2 separate regions of the Homo sapiens genome follow, and region 2 is linked to region 1. Evidence: read pairs that join two places in POLR2A ChIA-PET (ENCODE). Cell type or tissue: GM12878. All regions are shown on one strand. Links, peaks and the distances in the headings refer to the core of each region. The heading gives the core; the rest is flanking DNA.

Region 1 (5,000 bases), core at 1-5,000:
TGGTATTCGAAGAAGTACTTGACTAATATAATAATAATGTTAATTGCTAACATTTATTGAACATTTAATACACCCTGTTGAGTACTTAATGTATATTAACTCACTGAGTTATCTTCTTAAGAACCATATTTTTTAAAAGGCTATTAGCGGCTGGGCGTGGTAGCTGATGCCTATAATCCCAGCACTGTGGGAGGCTGAGGCGGGTAGATCATGAGGTCAGGAGTACAAGACCAGCCTGGTCAAGATGGTGAAACCCCGTCTCTACTAAAAATACAAAAATTAGCCGGGCATGGTGGTGGGCTCCTGTAATCCCAGCTACTTGGGAGGCTGAGGCGAGGTATTGCTTGAACCTGGGAGGCGGAGGTTGCAGTGAGCTGAGATTGCACCACTGCACTCCAGCTTGGGCGACAGAGCAAGATTGTGCCTCAAAAAAACAAACAAACAAAAACAAAATAACAACAAAAAAACGCTATTAGCTTGATCTTGTAGATGAGGAAGTGAGAGTTAGAGGGGTAGGCAAAGTAATTGTCCATGGTTACACAGCTAGTAAGTGGCAAAGTTGGGAATACTGGCAGTTAGACCTCAGAGCTTTTGCTCCAGACCACTGTAGTTTATGGTCTCTTTGTGGTTATATTTACAAAGAAAAATAAATAACAGGTAAGGAAATGATGGCATTAACAGGATCAGGGCACCTGGAAAATCTGACATAAAAATAAGACATAAAGCTAGTAAAGATGATTTGGAGCCAGATTTTTTTTTTTTTTTTTTGAGATGGAGTCTCGCTCTGTCACTCAGGCCGGAATGCAGTGGCACAGTCTCGGCTCACTGCAACCTCCACCTCCTAGGTTCAAGTGATTTTCCTGCTTTACCCTCCTGAGTAACTGGGATTACAGCACGTGCCATCATGCCCAGCTAATTTTTGTATTTTTAGTAGAGATGGGGTTTCACCATGTTGGCTAGGCTGGTCTTGAACTCCTGACCTCAAGTGTTCCACCCATCTCTACCTCCTAAAGTGCTGGGATTACAGGTGTGAGCCACTGTGCCTGGCCAGAAATGTCATCTAATTCCTAAGTTTGCCTTTCTAGTTAAAATCTTTATTGGGGCAGGAAAAACAACAGTGTTCATATTTCATAAGTTATCTTCTCTTTTGGATTAGAAAGATACAAGAATCACCATAAATGAAGATGTGATATTTTAAAAATTAGGTAGATTTCATTTTCTTTTCTTTCTTTCTCTCTCTTTTTTTTTTTTTTTTTTTTTTTGAGACAGAGTCTCACTCTGTCACACAGGCTGGAGTGCAGTGGCATGATCTGGGCTCACTGCAACCTCCGCCTCCTGGGTTCAAGCCATTCTCCTGCCTCAGCCTCCTGAGTAGCTGGGATTAAGATGCACGCCACCATGGCTGGCTAATTTTTGTATTTTTAGTAGAGACATGTTGGTCAGGCTGGTCTTGAACTCCTGACCTCAAGTGATCCGCCAGCCTCAGCTTCCAAAGTGTTAGAATTACAGGTGTGAGCCACCACGCCCAGCTATTAGATTTCATTTTCTAAAAGAACATGAAAAGTCGAGATGAGATAGATATAGAGGATATTTTAACTAATTTTTTACATCCACATGGTAGATAATCTTCAGCTATATAGTGCTTTTTAAAAAAGTCCAGTATGAAGCCACATGTGGTAGCTCACGCCTGTAATCCCAACACTTTAGGAGGCCAAGGTAGGTGGATCAGTTGAGGTCAGGAGTTCAAAACCAGCCTGGCCAACATGGTGAAACCCCGTCTCTACCAAAAAATAAAAATTTAGCTGTGTGTGATGGTGCATGCCTGTAGTCCCAGCTACTCAGGAGGCTGATGTGGGAGAATCTCTTGAACCTGAGTGGCAGACGTTGCAGTGAGCTGAGATGGCACCACCATACTCCAGCCTGGGCAACAGAGTGAGACACTATCTCAGAAAAAAAAAAAAAAAAGAAGACCAGTATGAGTTAGTAAGTGCTTCATAGTAGTGACATTGTATTCAACAGGTGAAACAACTGGTCATTTAGTACGTAGTTTATTTTCTTGGGTGGGTCAAGAACTTGTTTGTGATTTCAAACCCAGTCCCTTACAATATTAGAAGTAAATACATTCTCACTCTTAGACTCCTGAAACAGACACATAAATTCTCAGAGTTCTAAGTCTATTCATTTTGGTCTTTTTTTTTTTTTTTTTTTTTTTGAGACAGAGTCTTGCCAGGCTGGAGTGCAGTGGCGCGATCTTTGCTCACTTCAACCTCCGCCTCCCAGGTTCAAGCGATTCTCCTGCCTCAGCCTCCCAAGTAGCTGGGACTACAGGCATGTGCTGCCACTCCCAGCTAATTTTTGTATTTTTAGTAGAGACAGGATTTTACCATGTTGGCCAAGATGGTCTTGATCTCTTGACCTCGTGATCCGCCTGCCTTGGCCTCCCAAAGTTCTGGGATTACAGGCGTGAGCCACTGCGCCTGGCCTCATTTTGGTGTTTCTAAGAAGGCAGAGAGCTGACTTTCATTGCCTTGGGCCTTCATAACACAGGGGAATTTGGGCAAAAGGGGATGTTAGTTTCTATTGTTATAAAAATTTTTGAGGTAGCTATGTGAAATTTGGCAAGTCATAGTGACAAGGCTTCCTTCAGATTATAAAGGTTAGAAAAGTCCGTTCATCTCCAAAATGCCAGACATAAAGGTACATGGATACTTTAATATAATACTAAGAACATACAATAGAGTTTTAAGGAGTTAAGGCACAGTGGTTATGGTAATGTTGATCCAAATATAGTATTTTGTTTCCTTTTTAGATTACAGTGTATCTGCAAACTCCAGAATAGTTATTGTCACAGCAGGTGCAAGGCAGCAGGAGGGAGAAACTCGCCTTGCCCTGGTCCAACGTAATGTGGCTATAATGAAATCAATCATTCCTGCCATAGTCCATTATAGTCCTGATTGTAAAATTCTTGTTGTTTCAAATCCAGGTGAGTCTTCTCTCTTCCATTCTATTGCATAAGGATGATCTTTCCATACCATTCCTTTAAAAGAATCAACTTCATTGAGTTAACATTTATATACAATAAATTGCACTCGTTTAAAGTATATAACGCGATGAGTTTTGATAAATGTAATCACTCATGAAACTACCGCCATGATCAAGATACAAAACATTTCAGCTACCTCTGAAAGTTTTCTTGTGCCTCCTTGCAGTTCATCTCTCATTCCACCCCTGGCCCCATTTTCTGGAATTTTATATGAATGAAATCATGCTGAATGTAATTTTTTCTGCCTGACTTCTTTCACCCAGCATAATTATTTTGGGATTCATCCATATTAGTGAGTGTATCATATTGTTCCTTTTTTAGTGCCAAAGTATTCTTTTGTTTATACATTTTTTTGTTTGTGTGTTTGATATGGGGTCTCACTCTGAGATGGGGTGTCATTCAACCTCTGTCTCACTCGAGGTTGGAGTGCAGGGCGTAATCTTGACTCACTGTAACCTTTGCCTCACATTGATCCTCCCACCTCAGGCTCAATTGATCCTCCCACCTCAGGCTCCCCAGTAGCTGGGACCACAGGCATGTCCCACCACACCCAGCTAATTTTCATATTTTTGGTAGAAGTGGGGTTTCACTATTTTGTCCAGTCTGGTCCGGAACTCCTAAGCTCAGGCAGTCTACTCGCCTTGGCCTCCTAAAGTGCTGGGATTACAGATGTGAGCCACTGCACCCAGCCATTGTTTATACATTTAAAATGCTATTTTGTTTATTCATCTGTTGAAACATATTGAGGTTATTTCCAGTTTTGGGCTATTATGAGTGAAACTAACATCATAATTTGTATGTAAGTATTTGTGTGGTCATATGTCTTTATTTCTCTTGGATAAATACCTGGGAGTAACATACGTGGGTTATATGGTAGGTATATGTTTAACTCTATCAGAAATTACCAAACAGGTTGGGCATTGTGGCTCATGCCTGTAATCCTAGCACTTTGGGAGGCTGAGGCAGAAGGATCGCTTGAGCCTAGGAGTTTGAGACCAGTGTGGGCAACATAGGGAGACCTTGTCTGTACATAAAATAAAGTAAAAAAGCTGGGTATGAAGATTGCATAAGCCTGGGAGATCTGGGCTGCAGTGAGCTGTGGTTGTGCCACTGCACTCCAGCCTGAGTGGCAGAGTGAAACCTTGTCTCAAAAAAAAAAACCAAAGCAAACAAAAAAAAAACAGTTTTAAATTTTAGCTAATCCAGGCCAGGCGTGGTGGCTCACACCTGTAATCCCCGCAACACTTTGGGAGCCTAAGGCAGGTGGATCACCTGAGGTCAGGAGTTCAAGACTAGCCTGGCCAACGTAGTGAAACCCCATCTCTACTAAAAATACAAAATTAGCCGGGTGTGTGGTGGTACATGCCTGTAATCCCAGCTACTCAAGAGGCTGAGGCAGGAGAATCACTTGAACCTGGGAAGTGGAGGTTGTGGTGAGTTGAGATCGCACCATTGCATTCCAGCCTGGGCAACAAGAGTGAAACTCTGTCTCAAAAAATAAAAATAAAAATAAATAAATAAAATAAAATACATTTTAGCCAATCCAATATCATTGTGTGTGTTTTTGTTTTGTTTTGTTTTGTTTTTTTGTTTTTGAGATGGAGTCTTGCTCTGTCCCAGGCTGGAGTGCAGTGGCATGACCTTGGCTCACCACAATCTCCTTGTCGCAGGTTCAAGCGATTCTCCTGTTCAGCCTCCCATGTTGCTGGGACTGCAGGTGCACACCACCACGCCTGGCTAATTTTTGTATTTGTATTTTTAGTAAAGACGAGGTTACACCATGTTGGCCAGGCTGGTCTCAAACTCCTGACCTCAGGTGATCCACCTGCCTCGCCTCCCAAAGTTCTGGGATTACAGGTGTGAGCCACTGCACCCGGCCTGCTCTCTTCTTTTCTTGGTTAATCTTGCTAATAGTCTATCAATTTTATTTAGCTTTTCAAAGAACCAGCTTTTTGTT
Region 2 (16,739 bases), core at 6,956-11,955, 190 kb after region 1:
GTACCCTGGCCTCCAACTGGACACAACTGCATTTATAGTTTAGCGAAAATACAAAGTTCTGAAAGTAGCCTTAAAAGAAGTGCCCTTTGCTTTGACATAGCAATATCAAAAGCAAGTGGGACTGTGCAATCAGAGCCATGAGTTTTATGAAAACTACTTTCCTTTCACATCATTTGTTAGAGAATGCCACACCCATGATCATGTAACATTATTACAATCATGAAATATTACTACATTCGTGATTAACATTACCCAAAAGGCACATCTTCAAATGTTGAATTAAGAAAATCCAAAAATCAAAACAGTAGAGAATACATTAAAAATCAAGCATTTAATTTGTAAACCTTAATGAAATAACAGCCTACTCCAGTTTCTTCAAAGGTTTGTGAGCTTTTTATAAGAGTGGTCAGGAAGTGCAGAAAAACAACATGGAAGACAGGATTTGGAAACAAGGCCAAAATTTAAAAGACTTAACCTTTTTTTTCTTTTAAATGAGCCACAGAAGTGCTCTTTTATAATGTTGACGCAAATCAACATTTATATTATAGAAATGCACTCAGAAGTAACAGACACACAAGGTTAAAACCTGATTCTTCCCACTAAGTTCTGGAAATTTATTCTAACATAATGGTGCCTTTCTGTACAAAGAACTGTACCATATCATAAATTTACTGCTAGTAAACTTTAAGCCACCAGAAATCTTTCAGCTGTGACAAGCACTTGATTGTAATGACAGATTTCAGAGTCTGAATACTGAAAAATATATATATCCAATAAAAAATTTTTGAAGGGGGAATAAAAGCACATAAATGGCAGCAGAGGAATTGATGTTCTAAGCCTGTTTTATTACATGGGACATCACACTACCCTTAATTTCACTGAAGGTATCTGAAATGGGTGAGATGAAATCAATAGGATTTTCTGCTACCATTGTAACAGTTCTATATGTAGTTACAAAGGGTGTTATTCCTAGTGATGATGACACCTTTCATGGGATTCAACTTAAAAATTAAATCCTTGCACTTTCAAAGTTTGAAACTCAATTCAAAATGAGTCCGTCTTAAAAGCCTGGCTCATATGGTCCCATTAAGGGAGGCTAACAATGGTAATCTATAATACCCAAACTTGAAGAATAAAGACTTTATGGATAAAAAGGAATAAACCAAAATATTTGGGCTGTTGAAGTATAAGGGCCTGTTGTAGGACAATCCCTCCTACTTCCTAATCCCCCCCATACAATGGCTTAAGATAGCCAAAACGTTTATTGTAGAACGTTTATTATTCCTACAAGCTTATGTCTCACTTCCCCTAAGCCTCTGTACTTACAGTCAAGGACAAATGCTCTCTAGCATCATATCTCATTTTCTGTTGCTGACAGTTCTTGAGACTTGGCTTCCTTCCAGCATGATCCTAAGTCAGCCTGATTGGAACTGCTTGGACTTGAAGGTTAAGGGCTATTAAGTCCATATTTATGACTTTAAAAAGGGTAAAAATGAGTTTCCACAGCTCAGTAAAATAACGATAACAGGGAACATCCCTTCCTACCTGGGGAAAAAAATCTCTTCACAGTGCATAGTTTGAAATCAAAGTGCAATATGGGCAAAAAGAGAAGGTGGTGCTCTCGATACCATAAATTTAGTTTTTGGTTTTCTGCCATTAATATTTGCTAACAAATTCAAGCTAAAAAATGAAGTCATTAATGTCAAGAGGTATGAGGGCACCTTGGGATTTCAAAATATCTTTATGATGGGGGAGGGGAGGAGGGGAGAGCCTCACATGTTACTTCCTTATTTTATAAACTATTACTCTTTCAAATCTAATGTTTGAATAAAATATTTTTTCTTCGATATAAAAATGAATTTTTTTAGATAAAAATCAATCAGCACAGTGACCTTGTCTTACACTAAAGCCAACATAACAGTAAATCTGAAAGGAAAACTTAGAAAAGAATATTATACTGTTATAACCTGTATTTTAACTTGAAAATTTTTTCATTAATTCCTAGCCACCTAAATTAATGAGTAAGAATGCTCAGCATCCAATCCATGAATACAGAATTTATTCTACTTTGTACTTCAAAGTCACAGGATGACATCCATATGATAGTTATAAATTCTACTCTACATTTTCAAGTTCTCAATCCATAGATTAGGACAAGTCACTTTATTGCTGGCAACATTCATGGAAGGTCCAGGTTTCTCATAAAAAGACTAAGTTTGATTGGGAGCAGGGCAGTGCCCTACTCACAGATCAGCAGAAGAATTACAGAAATCAAGAGACAACCTTTTTTTTCCTTTCAAAGTAGCAAAGGAACAATAAAAGATTGGCTGACTGGTGAGTGGCCCCACATTAGAGTGCATAGCTCATCAGGATCAAGGCTGGCATCTGTGAACAGTTAACTTCATAAGAGCACAAGTGGGCATTATATCATCTGCATTACAGATTTCACCCTGGAAAATATCTGAAAATATTTTATGCTCAAATGACAGCCTGCAAATGACAGTATGCATTCCTTCTCCTTGAGTACCCAAGTATAAATCTAAAATGATAAGGGGGCTTCTTCAGTCTGAAGGCAGGAAATCCTTGCAGCAGAGCAGCTCTAGAATTTCACAAAAATAAAAGCAGCAGCTAACGCCTCTTCAGCTTCTTGGCCCTTCGACGTTGCATTTCTTCTTCTTCACGTCTCATTTCCTCTAAGTCCTCTTGCATACCCAGTCTTAAGCTGCCAAAGAATTTTTAAAGGGTATTTGTCAATATACATGAGATGACCACTTTCCTTAAAAAGAATGAAAATTCCAACTGGGAGCTCACATGGATTGTGCTGATGCTCTCAAAATGCCTCAAGGCTTTACCACTGAAAACAAACTAGCAGGGATATTTTTTTACCAGGGGCCACAGACTCAAATTGTCGTGGGAAAAAGAACTCACACACCACAAAAACCTTACTATTTCCATTAAAATAATAAAATATAGGTTTATCTCAATAGCTTTTAAAAATAAACAGCAAGAAGCATTTATTCATTAACTAACATTCTATTCTTGTTCTCTTCCAACACTTTAGTTTGAAATTTTATGGGCAAGAGGGAGAAAAAGATATAGTATTCTGGCTTGAGACTGAAGTGAATTATTTACCTATAATAACATTATGGCCGGGCACAGTGGCTCACACCTGTAATCCCAGCACTTTAGGAAGCCGAGCCAGGCGGATCACCTGAGGTCAGGAGTTTGAGACCAGCCTGGCCAACATATGGTGAAACCCCATCTCTACTAAAAATTACAAAAATTAGCTGGGCGTGGTAGCGCACACCTGTAGTCCCAGCTACTTGGGAAGCTGAGGCAGAAGAATCGCTTGAACCCGGGGAGGTGGGGGTTGCAGTGAGCCGTGACCATGCCACCGCACTCCAGCCTTGGCGACAGAGCAAGACCCTGTCTCTTAAAAAAAAAAAAAAAAAAAAACAACAATACTATAAACAAAGTAATTACTTTTTACCCCAATAGAGAAAGTATCATTAGCTTACTATCAGATAGCCAAACAGAAATCAGAGGAAATGTAATATACCTACATCCCTGAGGCCAGCAATGTTACAGGTTACCAAGATTGAGATGTGTCTGATGCAGAAAGAAAAGCAAGAATTTGCTACAACAGGATTAGGGAAAGCATCTAACATTTACTGTGTATCCACACATGTGAGGCACTGCACTAGGCATCTTGTACACGTCTTAATCCTCATTATACTTAAATGAGTAAAACAGTATATTCTCATTTTACAAAAGAAAATAGGCTGGGCATGGTGGCTCACACCTATAATCCCAACACTTTGTGAGGCTAAGGCAGGAGGATTGCTTGAGCCCAGGACTTTGGGACCAGCCTGGATAACAAAGCAAGACCCCATCTCTTAAAAACAAAACAAACAAAAAAAACAGTGATGGTCCAGTGCAGTGGCTCATGCCTGTAATCCCAGCACTTTGGGAGGCTGAGATGGGAGGATCACTTGAGGCCAGGGGTTTGAGACTAGCCTGGTCAACATAGCGAGACCCCATCTCTGTTAAAAAACAAAAAAACAAAAACCAGTGAAAAAACAGAACTGTTAAGGAATTTGTCCAAGGCCCCACAGCTAGTAAACAGGATTGGAATCCAGAATTCTCTGGCCCAAAGCCCCAGTTCCCAATGGTGCAATTGTAGCAATAAGCAGAAAGGAATTTTTAGGACATTTTTGCACAAGTATGCTAAATTTTATGCTTACCTCTTTGCTTCTTCCTTCTGCTGCTCTTTCCAACTACTTTCCATGTAACGTAAGGCATAATCACTTTCATCTTTGTATCTGATAAAAGGAAATCAAAATGATAAAAAGAGAAAACTTCAATTTTCTAAAGGAACTACGTCCTCTCATTTAAAAAATCAATATCTCCTTTAAAACTAAATCAAGCACACATTTAGAATTATTCCTTGCTTGGCAGCGAGTGAGGGGAGTGGAGGATGGATAGGTTTCTGAAGTAAAGACAAGTTTTAGATAAGCCCTTATTACCCTCAGAGGGCAACTATTCTGAAGCTAATGTTCATGAAGGTACCAATCCTACAGTGCTTCCTCAACTCACTCACCTACATTTACTTGATAATTTATATTAAAATTTGAAAGCACAGTATATATGAAAATTATTTTATATATAATAATCTAATTTGAGCTTCATGACCATCATGAGGTGGGGAAAGACTTTAGACCAGAGGAAACTGAAGCAGTTGAGTTAACAGACTGACCAAGAACATACAGCTTGTTTTTTCAAGAGCCAATCTACTTCTACTACACTAAGCTGCTTCCATCTCACTAAATATATATCTTATAAGAATAACAATTTAAAAGGGTTATTTTTTGTTCCTCATGCAAATAACTACAGAAACTATTTTGAATTAAATATAAAATATTTAGTGCTAAAAGAGTACGTTTATTTAAATAACAATCACCCAAGGGTTCCTAATTAAGAATTGTATTCAGTGCCTCCACTATTAGTTTATTACCCCATGACATGAATTATTCAAAATAAAAAAAGGATGTCATAGTTATCTGAATCTTCTTTAGTCTTACTTTTTTCGGTCATAACCAAAGATTTCTCTAATGTGCTTGGATATTTCTTCCTGAGGCTCTCCTTCATCTTCAATAAAATCTTCCATTTCAGAGTCGTATTCATCATCATCGTCATCTTCCTCTTCATATTCTCGCTGCCTTTTGTAACCAGTAGGGAAGGGAAGCCTTTGAGGACCTAAGAAACCATTATTTATAAGAATATTACAATTTAAAATAGTTCCAATGCAGTTCTATGTAAACTGAAATTGTGAGTCATCATTAAGATGGTATCCTTTAAAACCAGAGCAAGCAGGCTGGCCCTTAGCGCAGAGCCATCATCCTTGCTGTGTCATGGTATCCAGAAGGAACAGAACTCCTGTTTTATCCCAGGGCTTACCAGAAATATCTTGTTACATTTTCTAGCTTAGTAGTGCCAATATTTCTGAATTTATAAGATCAGTAAAATTTCTTTCTTTCTTTTTTTTTTTTTTGAGACAGAGTTTCACTTGTTGCCTAGGCTGGAGTGCAATGGTGCGATCTCGGCTCACTGCAACCTCTGCCTCCCAGGTTCAAGCAATTCTCCTGCCTCAGCCTCCCGAGTAGCTGGGATTATAGGCATGTGCCACAACGCCTGGCTAATTTTGTATTTTTAGTAGAGATGGGGTTTCTCCACGTTGGTCAGGCTGGTCTCGAACTCCCGACCTCAGGTGATCTGTCTGCCTTGGCCTCCCAAAGTGCTGGGATTACAGGCGGCGCCACCGCGCCCGGCCAAAATCAGTAAAATTTCTAAAAATAAATACAATTTACAAACCTCCACAGAATCATTAACTTTTGCCAAGACACCAAAAGTAGCAACTACCATCTACTATAATCACAATTTCATTTAAAAATTTAAAGTTGAATGAAGTATGAATGACTCTCAGAATTATATTGTTCAAACTGAGTAAGTTTGACTGTAGGAAAAACTCACTACATTATCCTTATTTTTGTCATTTTACCAAAAGACTGATAAAAACTTTGCAAAAGACAGGCATTGATCAACAGCCCAGGATCTGGGAACAACTACTTTCTAGTTTTTGATTACAGACACTTCTTTTGTTCTTCTACGGTTGTTTTTAATATGCATGGCTTGTCTCCCTAGCTTAGTTTCTCAACCTTAGCTCAATGACATTTCGGACCAGATAATTCTTTGCTGTCAGGGGGCTATCCCATGCATTGTTTGTCAGCAGCATCCCTGTCCTCTATTCAGTAGATGCCAGTGGCATCCCCCATCCCCAGTTGTGACGATTGCCAAAAGTCCCCTGGAGGGCAAAATTGCCCTTGTTAAGAATCAATGGTCTAGTTGAACTAGGAAATTTAAAACAAGTAATTCAATCATTGGTTCCTTTTTATATTCTCCGTGGAGCCTAACAAGTGCTTTAATAAATCTCTATTAGCATAAAGCAAGTACGACCTAGCAGCTAGCAGGTGCCACCAATGATCATATACCTTGGGACAGCAGATTCCTGAAGGATCAGTGTTTAGGATCTTGATACTAACCATTATAACAAGCAGAAACACAAGTACAATCTAAAAACAGTTCCTGGCACATAATGGGTGCCCAAGAAATATCTGCTGAATAAGCTTCCGATTATACCCTGATCCTTGAAGACAGGTCTCTTTAGTCCTCAGGAAAAAGTAGATTAATTCATCCATTGCAGCATACATATGTAAGTCACGTACATTCACCCTGAATGTTCACAAATCACAAAGCTAAGTTTATCACACTTAGGGACATTTCAAGGGTGAACACAGAGATCCTAGACAAGTCTCTTTCTAAAGACCTTTCCAAGCCATTAAAGGAACTCTCAGCAGGGAATAGTGACTCATGACTATAATCCCAGTATTTTGGGAAGCTGAGGAAGGCGGATCTCTGAGCCCCGGAGTTAGAAACTAGTATAGGCAACATACTGAAACCCCATCTCTATAAAAAATAAAAAGTTAGCCAGGCATGGTGGCACACGCCTATAGTCCCAGCTACCTGGGAAGCTAAGGTGGGAGAACTGCTTGAGCCTGTGATTGTGCCTGGGCAACAGAGCAAGACCCTGTCTCAAAAACAAAAAAACAAGGAACTCTCAACCACAAGGCAGATAAAACATCACGATTCTATCAACACTACAGCACATTAAAGGACAGCACATGAGGGGTTCAAAGGGTCCCTGATAATATAAAAACTCTTTCCAATTTCCTAATGACAAATATATACTCTTTCGGGTGAGGGGAAATTTTACCTTGGGCAGCTCTGTAGCCAGATAGGGGAGGCTTCATTCCATTCATCTGTCCATTGCTGGACCGGCTAATGATATTCTTGGAAGAAATTGTTTCGGAGACAACAGTGCACTTAGGCTTTATAGTGGGACCTGAGCTACTAACTGTTTGCCCAGGTCCCAAGCTGCTCACTGGTCTTCCTGGGACTGAATTACTGACAGTCCGTCCAGCTGGAATTGAGCCACTTATGGATCTCCCAGGGCCACTGACAGACCGCCCCGGGGGGCCCAAGCCACTCACTGGTCGTCGAAGTTCATGTGGACTGCTCACAGGCCGGCCAGGGCCACGAGAGCTGCCCAAGGGTCTTGCAGAACTAACTGAACCACTGATGGGTCGCCCAGGGCCACCTGAGCTGCTTGCAGGTTGTCCAGGGCCACATGTACCACTGACTGTCCGCCTAGAGGGATTTGAGTCATTGGTTGGCTTCTTGGACCCACTGATTGATCGCTCAGGTCCTGAGCTGGAGCTGCCATTCTGGCGCCTAGGCACAGGGCCAGAACTAACTGTGGGTCGAGCAACCCCTGTGCTGGGCTGCCCAGGGGCTGAGCTAGAGCTGCTGCCTGGCTGCCTGACACCTGGACTCTTAGCCTTATTGTGTGGGGTGACCATGGGCCCAGGCCTGGAATGGCTAGGATGGGACAGAGATTTTTTGGCTTTGTGCTCAACAGCAGATTTCTGAGTCCTGCTAGCAGAAGTCTTTGGGACACTTGGTGAAGAGGTGCTGGAATGAGGCTTTCCAGCTCCATTAAAAACAGGTTTGTCGTGGCCCTCACGAAGTGAGGGTTGGGAGCTATTGCCAGATCCTGCCTTGATCCTCTCTCCTGGCATGGATTTGGATGAAGACAAAGCGAGGTGTTTCTCATTGGCCATGCTGGGTCTTGATTTCTTCTCAGCATGAGGAAGGGGCATTCCTTTGGAAGAAGGATGCCTGTCTCCAGAACCTTTGCTAAGTTTTGTGCCCACACTTTCTTTCTGAGAGGGTGCCTTTTTGGACACAGTTGGAGGTAGTTTTCCATCTGTCTCAAGTTTTTTTCTCCTATGCTTTCGTTCAAGGAATTCTCGCTCCCTAAGTTCTTCTGCGGTCATAGGTCGCTCTTCTGATTTCTTCACTACCTTGATTTCCACTGGTTCAAACTGCTTTTTCTCAGCCAGCCTGAGTAAATCAGTGAAGTTCATGGGTGGTGGGGCACTTTTAAGGGGGACCTTTGGTTTGCTTTCAACTTTGGGAGGTTCTTGCTCTTCCTCATACTCCTGCTCTGACTCTGCGTGATTGTACTCGAGGAATTCATTCTCTTCTTCCATTTCATACTCTCGGTCGGTTCCTTGGCTGGTATGGCTTTCTGTTGCCTGCCTCTTCTTTGACTTTTCCTCAATAGGAATCCCATTGTAACCATGGAAATTATCCTTTGTCCTCTTGGCCATAGCTCTTGCTTTCTTGTCATGTTTGAGCTCAATTCGCTTTTTCACTAGTTCCTCTTTTCTCCTTTTCTCCTCTAAGGCTAAAAGGGACAAAACAAGAATATGTTATTACTTCGAGATCTCAAGATTGCAGTATGCTCAAGTGAAAACACAACGTTCAGGTTACAGTTTGAAGACATCTAGGAATCAAATGAGGAAGTCATGTGAACAAGTATCAATTGAGTCATCTTTACATAATGAGTGGGAGACATATGGGTTTTTCTATATGACTAAGCAAGTGGGAGACTTGGTTTTCAGCTTTAAATATACAAAATACTTCAAACCAAATACATTACCAAGTTAAGAGAACATTAGTATCCACTTAGTAGTTGTTATTAATTATGATTCAATGAATACTTAAACATATTGAATCAGTTTCTTTGTATTTGCATGAAGTAGAACTATTCGAAATAAAGACTTTAAAACTTATCTCTATTTTAGCCTTTTAGATAGCATTCTGTTAATAAAAATTAAAATACAAAATGGGTAGAAACACTTTCAGAACCAAGATTAAAGAAAGAATGGAGTTCTTACTGGGGACTTACTATGGCCAATTAGAAGACATGGCTACTAACCCCCAAAAAGCTGTTACTTCAAGGGGAGAAAAAAAGAAAACGTTTATACAAATGATCGAGGTAACATATGTAAAGCCATGAATACAGTCAGTTAACCTGGACACACACACACACACACACACACACACACCCTCCCAAATCTGTTGGCCTGTTATGTTTTTATAGACAGCCACTGGTTTAGTACAAGCTAGATGGTGAAGATGGAATACTTTAAAATTGAGAATAAGGCTATAGATACATACCTTTTCGTCTCAGCTCCTCTTCTTTCCTTTTAAGAAAAGCTTGTACAGCTGCTGATTGGACACCTTTAACTTTTGGGTCTTTTTTTGGAGGCCCCACTGCCAAACTATACCTTTTCTAAAAACAAAAACAGTAAAAGTTAGAAGCAATTCAACTTTTAAAATACATTATTAGGTATAAGGCACTGTGCCAGGTAATAAGAGGTATAAATGTTAACTGTGAAACCTATTCTGAATAATTGAGAGATCATATAACCCATAATAAAGCTTAGCTATAAAATTTCAGACTATTTATTACGTATGGTGATTTTGGGGTACAAAGTTTCCATGTAACATCCCAAAATAATGCATAAATGAACAATTCACAGAAACACTGTTTTCAGGCTATTTTCCAAAAAAGAACCTGGACTGGGTAACTAAATGAAATCACCACTTAGAAGAATCGATTATTTGTGTTTTAAAATTCTGATTTAGGCTGGGCTCAGGGTCTCATGCCTGTAATCTCAGCACTTTGGGAGGCGGAGGCGGGCGAATCATGAGATCTGGAGTTCGAGATCAGCCTGGCCAACATGGTGAAACCCCATTCCTACTAAAAACACAAAAAATTAGCTGGGCGTAGTGGCGGGTGCCTGTAATCCCAGCTACTCAGGAGGCTGAGGCAGAAGAATTGCTTGAACCCGGGAGGCAGAGGTTGCAGTGAGCCGAGATTGTGCCACTGCACTGTAGCCCGGGCGACAAAGTAAGACTCCGTCTCAAAAAAAAAAAAAAAAAAAAAAAAATCTGATTTAGGCCAGGTGCGGTGGCTCACGCCTATAATCCCAACACTTTGGGCGGCTGAGGTGGGAGGATTACCTGTGGTCAGGAGTTAGCAACCAGCCTGGCCAACATAGTGAAACTCCGTCTCTACTAAAAATACAAAAATTAGCCGGGCATGGTGGCGCACATCCGTAATCCCAGCTGCTTAGGAGGCTGAGGCAGGAGAATGGCTTGAACCCAGGAGGCAGAGGTTGCAGTGAGCCGAGATTGCGCCACTGCACTCCAGGCTGGACAACAGAGCAAAACTCCGTCTCAATCCATCAATCTATAAGTAAGTAAGTAAGTAAGTAAATGTATAAAATTCTGAGTTTAAAAATAGCCTGCCTTAGAAAGAAGCATTTCAAAGTCCAACTTTTCAAACGAACAGAAAAAACTACTCCTCACAACTATTTTCTCTCCTGACTACTCCAGATGATTTCCTAGTAGAGACTCATAGCTACATGTTTTATTTTGCTTAGAACACGGAAACACTGAGGTTTTACTTTGACCACACACAAAGGCTGGGGCAAACCACAGCAAAAAAGCATTTCAAAAAATCTATGCAATAAAGGCCCAATTCCCAGCAACCTTTAACTGTAGCTCTTATGTTCACTAAATGTTAATTTGCCTCACAACCTCCTTTTTAGACAGGTTCCTATAACACCCAAAAAAAGCTTACATTATCCTGGCACAGATGAAGTCTCTGGACCTCAGTTTTTATATAACTGCATCAAGAAATTACTAAACTCAAGTAATGTTAATTTGAACTATAAAAGGAAAAATATTTCCACTTTATAAGTACCTATTATGAGAGAAATATGACGAACATAGAGCTAAAATAAATTCAGACCAGGGATGATTCACCTCTACGACCATTCCACATTAAATCCAGGAAATAAGATTTTTAAAGTATCCTCCTTTTTTTGTTTTGTTAGGCAGATGCATTCTCATCTAACGTACCTGTTGCTGTGGCTAGCAGAAAAAGAAACATGTCCAAGAACAAATTGAGACAACTTAGGAACAACTTAGGAACCAAAAAAGTATTCCCAAATATGTATGAAATTCTTGGAGGAAAACCAAAAGATATGTGCTTACTATAAGGCTGCCAAATACGACGTATCTTGAAACAGGCTGGAAGTTTCAACTAAATTAGTCTGCCAACAAAGCAGCTGGCCAAGGAAGCAGGCTCTAATTCAACCTGAAAATCTTGCATGATAGCAATGCTGAGAAGTGACATATCCCTAATAGAGAGAAGTCCCAAGACAGCATCCAGATTTCTTTCCCAGTCACCTTGGCTAGGCCATAGTGAGATCCTTTAAAGTCCATATCTTTGTAAATTTAATTTTAGACTCTTTCCATAGTGGATAGGGGCTCAATATTTAAAGGAGAAAAGGGAGAAAGAAAGGGAGAGGAGAAAGGAGAAGTAATACTGCTAACCTAACTAGATATATATAAAATTGCCCTTGTTTACAAGAAAAGAACCACAAACATAGGTATTAATCACAAGGAGCTTACATTTTCATTGTGGAAAGGGCACCATGAATATGATTCAAATGAAGACATACAAAAAACTCATAAGCAGAGGCACACACTCACTCCACTCCATCCCATTAAGGGATTTGGAAGCAGAAGAAGGTGGATTTTTTTTCACTAACACTTAAGATTTTCCTGGCCAGGCGCAGTGGCTCAAGCCTGTAATCCTAGCACTTTAGGAGGCTGAGGCGGGAGGACAGCTTGAGCCCAGGAGTTAAGACGCCAGCCTGGACAACATGGTGAGAACTCATCTCTTTAAAAAAAAAAAAAAAAAAAAGGCTGGGTGCAGTGACTTACACCTGTAATCCCAGAACTTTGGGAGGCTGAGGCAGGCGGATCACAAGGTCAGGAGATCGAGACCATCCTGGCCAACATGGTAAAACTGCATCTCTACTAAAAATACAAAAATTAGCTGGGCGTGGTGGTGCCTGCCTGTAAGCCCAGCTACTTGGGAGGATGAGGCAAGAGAATTGCTTGAACCAGGGAGTCGGAGGCTGCAGTGAGCCAAAATTGCGCCACTGCACTCCAGCCTGGTGACAGAGCAAGACTCCGTCTCAATAAACAAAAAACAAAAATTTCCTGTCCCTGTCCATTATATAGCTCATAGAGTTACAAAGCCCCATACAAATCAAAGCCCCATGCAAGGTTTTCCCCAAGAAAAATGCAAATACATATATTAGCATTACTTATTTTAAACAGGACTGGTTTGCTGTCCAAATAACCCAGCATTGAGCACTATCTAACATGATTTTGGGATAGATATCTTTCATCTTAACCTGGGACTGCAAGAGATAGAAAGTGGGATATGACAAACCGAAAAGCTGCTCTTGACTGAATACTGGTATCCAAAAGGGAAAACATCAGTGTCAATGGGGCATAGTTTAATGCAGTGTTCAGTAAGCTTCAGTCATTTGCATACTACCTTTATGATTTTTGCCTTTGTGGTATACTACCCCTACCATTACTTACTAATTTAAAAAAACATACAGAGTTGGCCAGGTGCGGTGGTTCACGCCTGTAATCCCAGCACTTTGGGAGGACAAGGCGGGCAGATCACTTGAGGTCAGGGGTTCGAGACCAGCCTGGCCTCGAACTCTGGTGAAACCCTGTCTCCACTAAAAGTACAAAAATTACCCAGGCATGGTGGCTCACGCCTGTAGTCCCAGCCAGTTGGGAGGCTGAAGCACGAGAATCACTTGAACCCAGGAGGCAGAGGTTGTAGTGAGCCAAGATCACGCCACTGCATTCCAGCCTGGGCAACAGAGTGAGACTCGGTCTCAAAAAAACAAAAACAAAAACATCATGAGCCGTTATTATAGCTTTACCTCAGCAATAATATCCACAAAATGACTGACTTGAACAACTAGTTATATTTTTCCAATTCATATAAAAATACATACTATTAAGCCGGGCACGGTGGCTGACACCTTTAATCCCAGCACTTTGGGAGGCCAAGGCGGGCGGATCATGAGGTCAGGAGATTGAGACCATCCTGGCCAACACAGTGAAACCCTGTCTCTACTAAAAATACAAAAAACTTAGCCAAGCGTGGTGGTGGGCACCTGTAGTCCCAGCTACTCGGAAGGCTGAGGCAGGAGAATGGCGTGAACCTGGGAGGCGGAGCTTGCAGTGAGCCGAGATCGCGCCACTGCACTCCAGCCTGGGCAACAGAGCAAGACTCTATCTCAAAAAAAAAAAAAAAATACTATTAAAATAAAAAATATTTTATTTGTAAAAAAATGTAGAAATATTTTAAATGGTATATTTGTATACCATTTATATCCAGGCCCTATATGTGCTGCTCTTTAAAAACACTGACTGAGGCCGGGCGTGGTGGCTCATGCCTGTAATGCCAGCACTTTGGGAGGCTGAAGCGGGTGGATCACCTGAGGTCAGGAGTTCGAGACCAGCCTGGTCAACTTGGTGAAACCCCATCAAAATACAAAAATTAGCCAGGCGTGGTGGTGGGCACCTGTAATCCCAGCTACTCTGGAGGCTGAGGCAGTAATTGCTTGAACCCAGGAGGTGAAGGGTTGCAGTGAGCCGAGATCGCACCACTGCACTTCAGCCTGGGTGATTGTACTCTACCCTGGGTGAGAAGAGTGAAACTCTGTCTCAAAAAACAGAAAAGAAAAGAAAAGAAAAGAAAAGAAAAGAAAAGAAAAGAAAAGAAAAGAAACACTGACTTAGGGAACAAAAATACAGGAAAGGCATAAAAACAAGGAAGGTGGTGTTCAGGAACTCAGATTTGCTTTGAAAAGAATAACAAAGGCTACTTTTAGCTTTTTTTCAAAGTATACACCTATTCTCATCAATTTATATGTCAACTTCAAATTCTGCCTTTTTAAACACCTCTAATCATTAAGGATACTTAAGCTGGTCTCACATTTAACCCAACAACTTTGCAGTACTTGTTGTACTGTCCTTATGATGCAGCAGAAACTCAATAAATCTATACAATGTCTATTTTGTTGATCTTCAACAACTTAAAAAGCTAGCAGTAAGGCAAGGTCAGCACTGCTTTAATGAGGCTTAATCTTGTTTATATGAACTGAGCCATAATCAATTAATTTCTTATATCCTCTGTAGCTTAAAAATGTACTCAGGTCAGGCATAGTGGCTCACACCTGTAATTCCAGCACTTTGGGAGGCTAATTCGAGAGGATCGCTTGAGCACAGGAGTTCGAGACCAGCGTGGGCAATATAGGGAGACCCTGTCTCTCCAAACAATTTAAAAATTAGCTGGGCACAGTGGCATATGCCTGTGGTCCCAGCTACTCGGGAGGCTGAGGCAGGAGGATTGTCTCAGCCAGGGAGGTCGAGGCTGCAGTGAGCCATGGTTGTGCTATGGCACTCCAGCCTGAACAACAGAGTAAGACCCTATCTCAAAAAAAAAAAAAAAAAACCAAAACCAAAACCAAAAAAACCTCAACAGCACAAATACCAATAAGATATTAAAACACTCTTAGACAAAGTTTAGGTTCACAACCTAAAAAAAAGACTGGGTCACTCGAGATCATCTTTATATTTTTGGAAATATCTTTGAATGGCCAGGTATGGTGGCTCATGTCTGTAATCCCAACACTTTGGAAGGCTGAGGTGGAAGGACTGATTGAGCCCAGGAGTTCGAAACTAGCCTGGGCAGCATAATGAGACCCCCATCTCTACAAAACATACAAAAATTAGCCGGACATTGTGACGCACGCCTGTAGTCCCAGCTACACAGCTGATGTGGGAGGATGGCTTCCGCCCAGGAGGTGGAGGCTGCAGTGAGCCATGATTGTGCCACTGTACCCCAGCCTGGGTGACAGAGCAAGACTCTGTCTCAAAAATAAAATCTTTGAGATAAAATTCATATACCACAAAATTCATCCATTTAATGTATACTATTAAATGGTTTTTGATATACAGTTGACCTTTAAACATGGTAGCATGGGATGCCACCACCCTGTGCAGTAAGAAAAAATTCCGGCTGGGCGCGGTGGCTCACCCTTGTAATCCCTGCACTTCGGGAGGCTGAGGCGGGCAGATCACCTGAGGTCAGGAGTTCGAGACCAGCCTGATGAACATGATGAAATCCATCTCTACTAAAAATACAAAAAATCAGCTGGGCGTGATGGCACGCACCTATAATCCCAGCTACTCAGGAGGCTAAGGCAGGAGAATAGCTTGAACCCAGGAGGTGGAGGTTGCAGTGAGCTGAGATCGCGCCACTGTACTCCAGCCTGGGCAACAAGAGCAAAACTCTGTCTCAAAACAACAACAACAACAACAACAACAACAACAACAACAACATTCCATGTATAACTTTTGACTGCCTAAAAACTTTACTAACAACTCAAAGTTGACCAGAAGCCTTACTGATAACATAGTCAATTAACATACATTTTATGAATCCTGATATACTTTTTTCTTAATTCTTTTCAATATTTCTAGGCTATGTTCATCTGCAGGTTTTTTAAGTTATCACAAATTTAAAAAAAAACTTATTGGAAAAAAATCCATGTATAAGTGGGTCCACACAGTTCAAACCTATGTTGTTGAAGGGTCAACTGCATCCACAGAGTATAACCAACACCACCATCTGATTCCAGAAAATTTTAATCATTCTCCCAAAAAATCTCTTAGCTTTAGCAATGACTCCATGTTCTTGTCTCCCCTCAGCCCCTGGCAAACGCTAATCTACATTCTGTCTCTATGCATTTACCAATTCTGGACATTTCATACAAATGAAATCGTATAATATGTAGCTATGATGGTTAATTTTATATGTCAATTGGACTAGGCTATAATACCCAGTTATTTAATCAAACATTAAGCATTACTGTGAAGGTATTTTGTAGATATAATATCTACAATCAGTTGACTTTAGGTAAAGAATACTACCCTCCATAATGTGGATGGGTCTCATCCAATCATGCCAATGAAGGCATAAGAGCAAAACCCGAGGCTTCTAAGAAAAGGAGTTCTATCTCAAGACTACAGCATGAACTCCTGCCTGATTTTCCAGCCTGCTGGCCTGCCCGAGAAATTTCAGACTTGTCAGGCCTCCATAATCAATTCCCTAAAATAAATCCTACTGGTTCCATGGAGAACACTGACAGATACAGTGGCCTTTTGTATCTGGCTTCTTTCACTTAGCATGTTTTCAAAGTTCATGTTGTAGCATGTATCAATATTTCCTTCCTTTTTGTGGCTGAATAATATTCCATTGTATAGATATACCATGCATTATTTTTATATTCATCAACTGAATATTCGGATTGTCTCTA

The links. ChIA-PET counts read pairs that join two places held together with the same protein. Peaks named below come from ENCODE experiments on the same cell type or tissue, not always from the same donor. Only the 100,000 strongest peaks of a DNase experiment are listed, where the experiment ranks them.
Region 2: POLR2A ChIA-PET joins it to region 1 with 10 read pairs; 2 of 35 experiments call an interaction of 5 or more read pairs at or near these places.

What each region holds. Positions count from the first base shown.
Region 1 is chr11:18,426,928-18,431,927 of GRCh38, forward strand. It overlaps LDHC (lactate dehydrogenase C), which reads left to right. Exons shown (of 8, transcript NM_017448.5): 4 at 2,810-2,983. Among named protein-coding and RNA genes, the nearest start is that of LDHC, 17 kb to the left of the region's middle. In GM12878, for the core only: no CTCF peak of the experiment used is centred there; no DNase peak of the experiment used is centred there.
Region 2 is chr11:18,607,233-18,623,971 of GRCh38, forward strand. SPTY2D1 (SPT2 chromatin protein domain containing 1) reads right to left here. Exons shown (of 6, transcript NM_194285.3): 2 at 9,643-9,757; 3 at 7,331-8,866; 4 at 5,082-5,256; 5 at 4,245-4,322; 6 at 1-2,722. The coding sequence ends at 2,629. It also overlaps a transcript of MISFA not described here. Among named protein-coding and RNA genes, the nearest start is that of MISFA, 16 kb to the left of the region's middle. RefSeq lists a silencer at 1,210-1,504 and an enhancer at 8,381-9,580. In GM12878, for the core only: no CTCF peak of the experiment used is centred there; DNase peaks (open chromatin) are centred at 8,959 and 10,992; H3K4me3 peaks cover 1,154 bases; H3K27ac peaks cover 2,103 bases.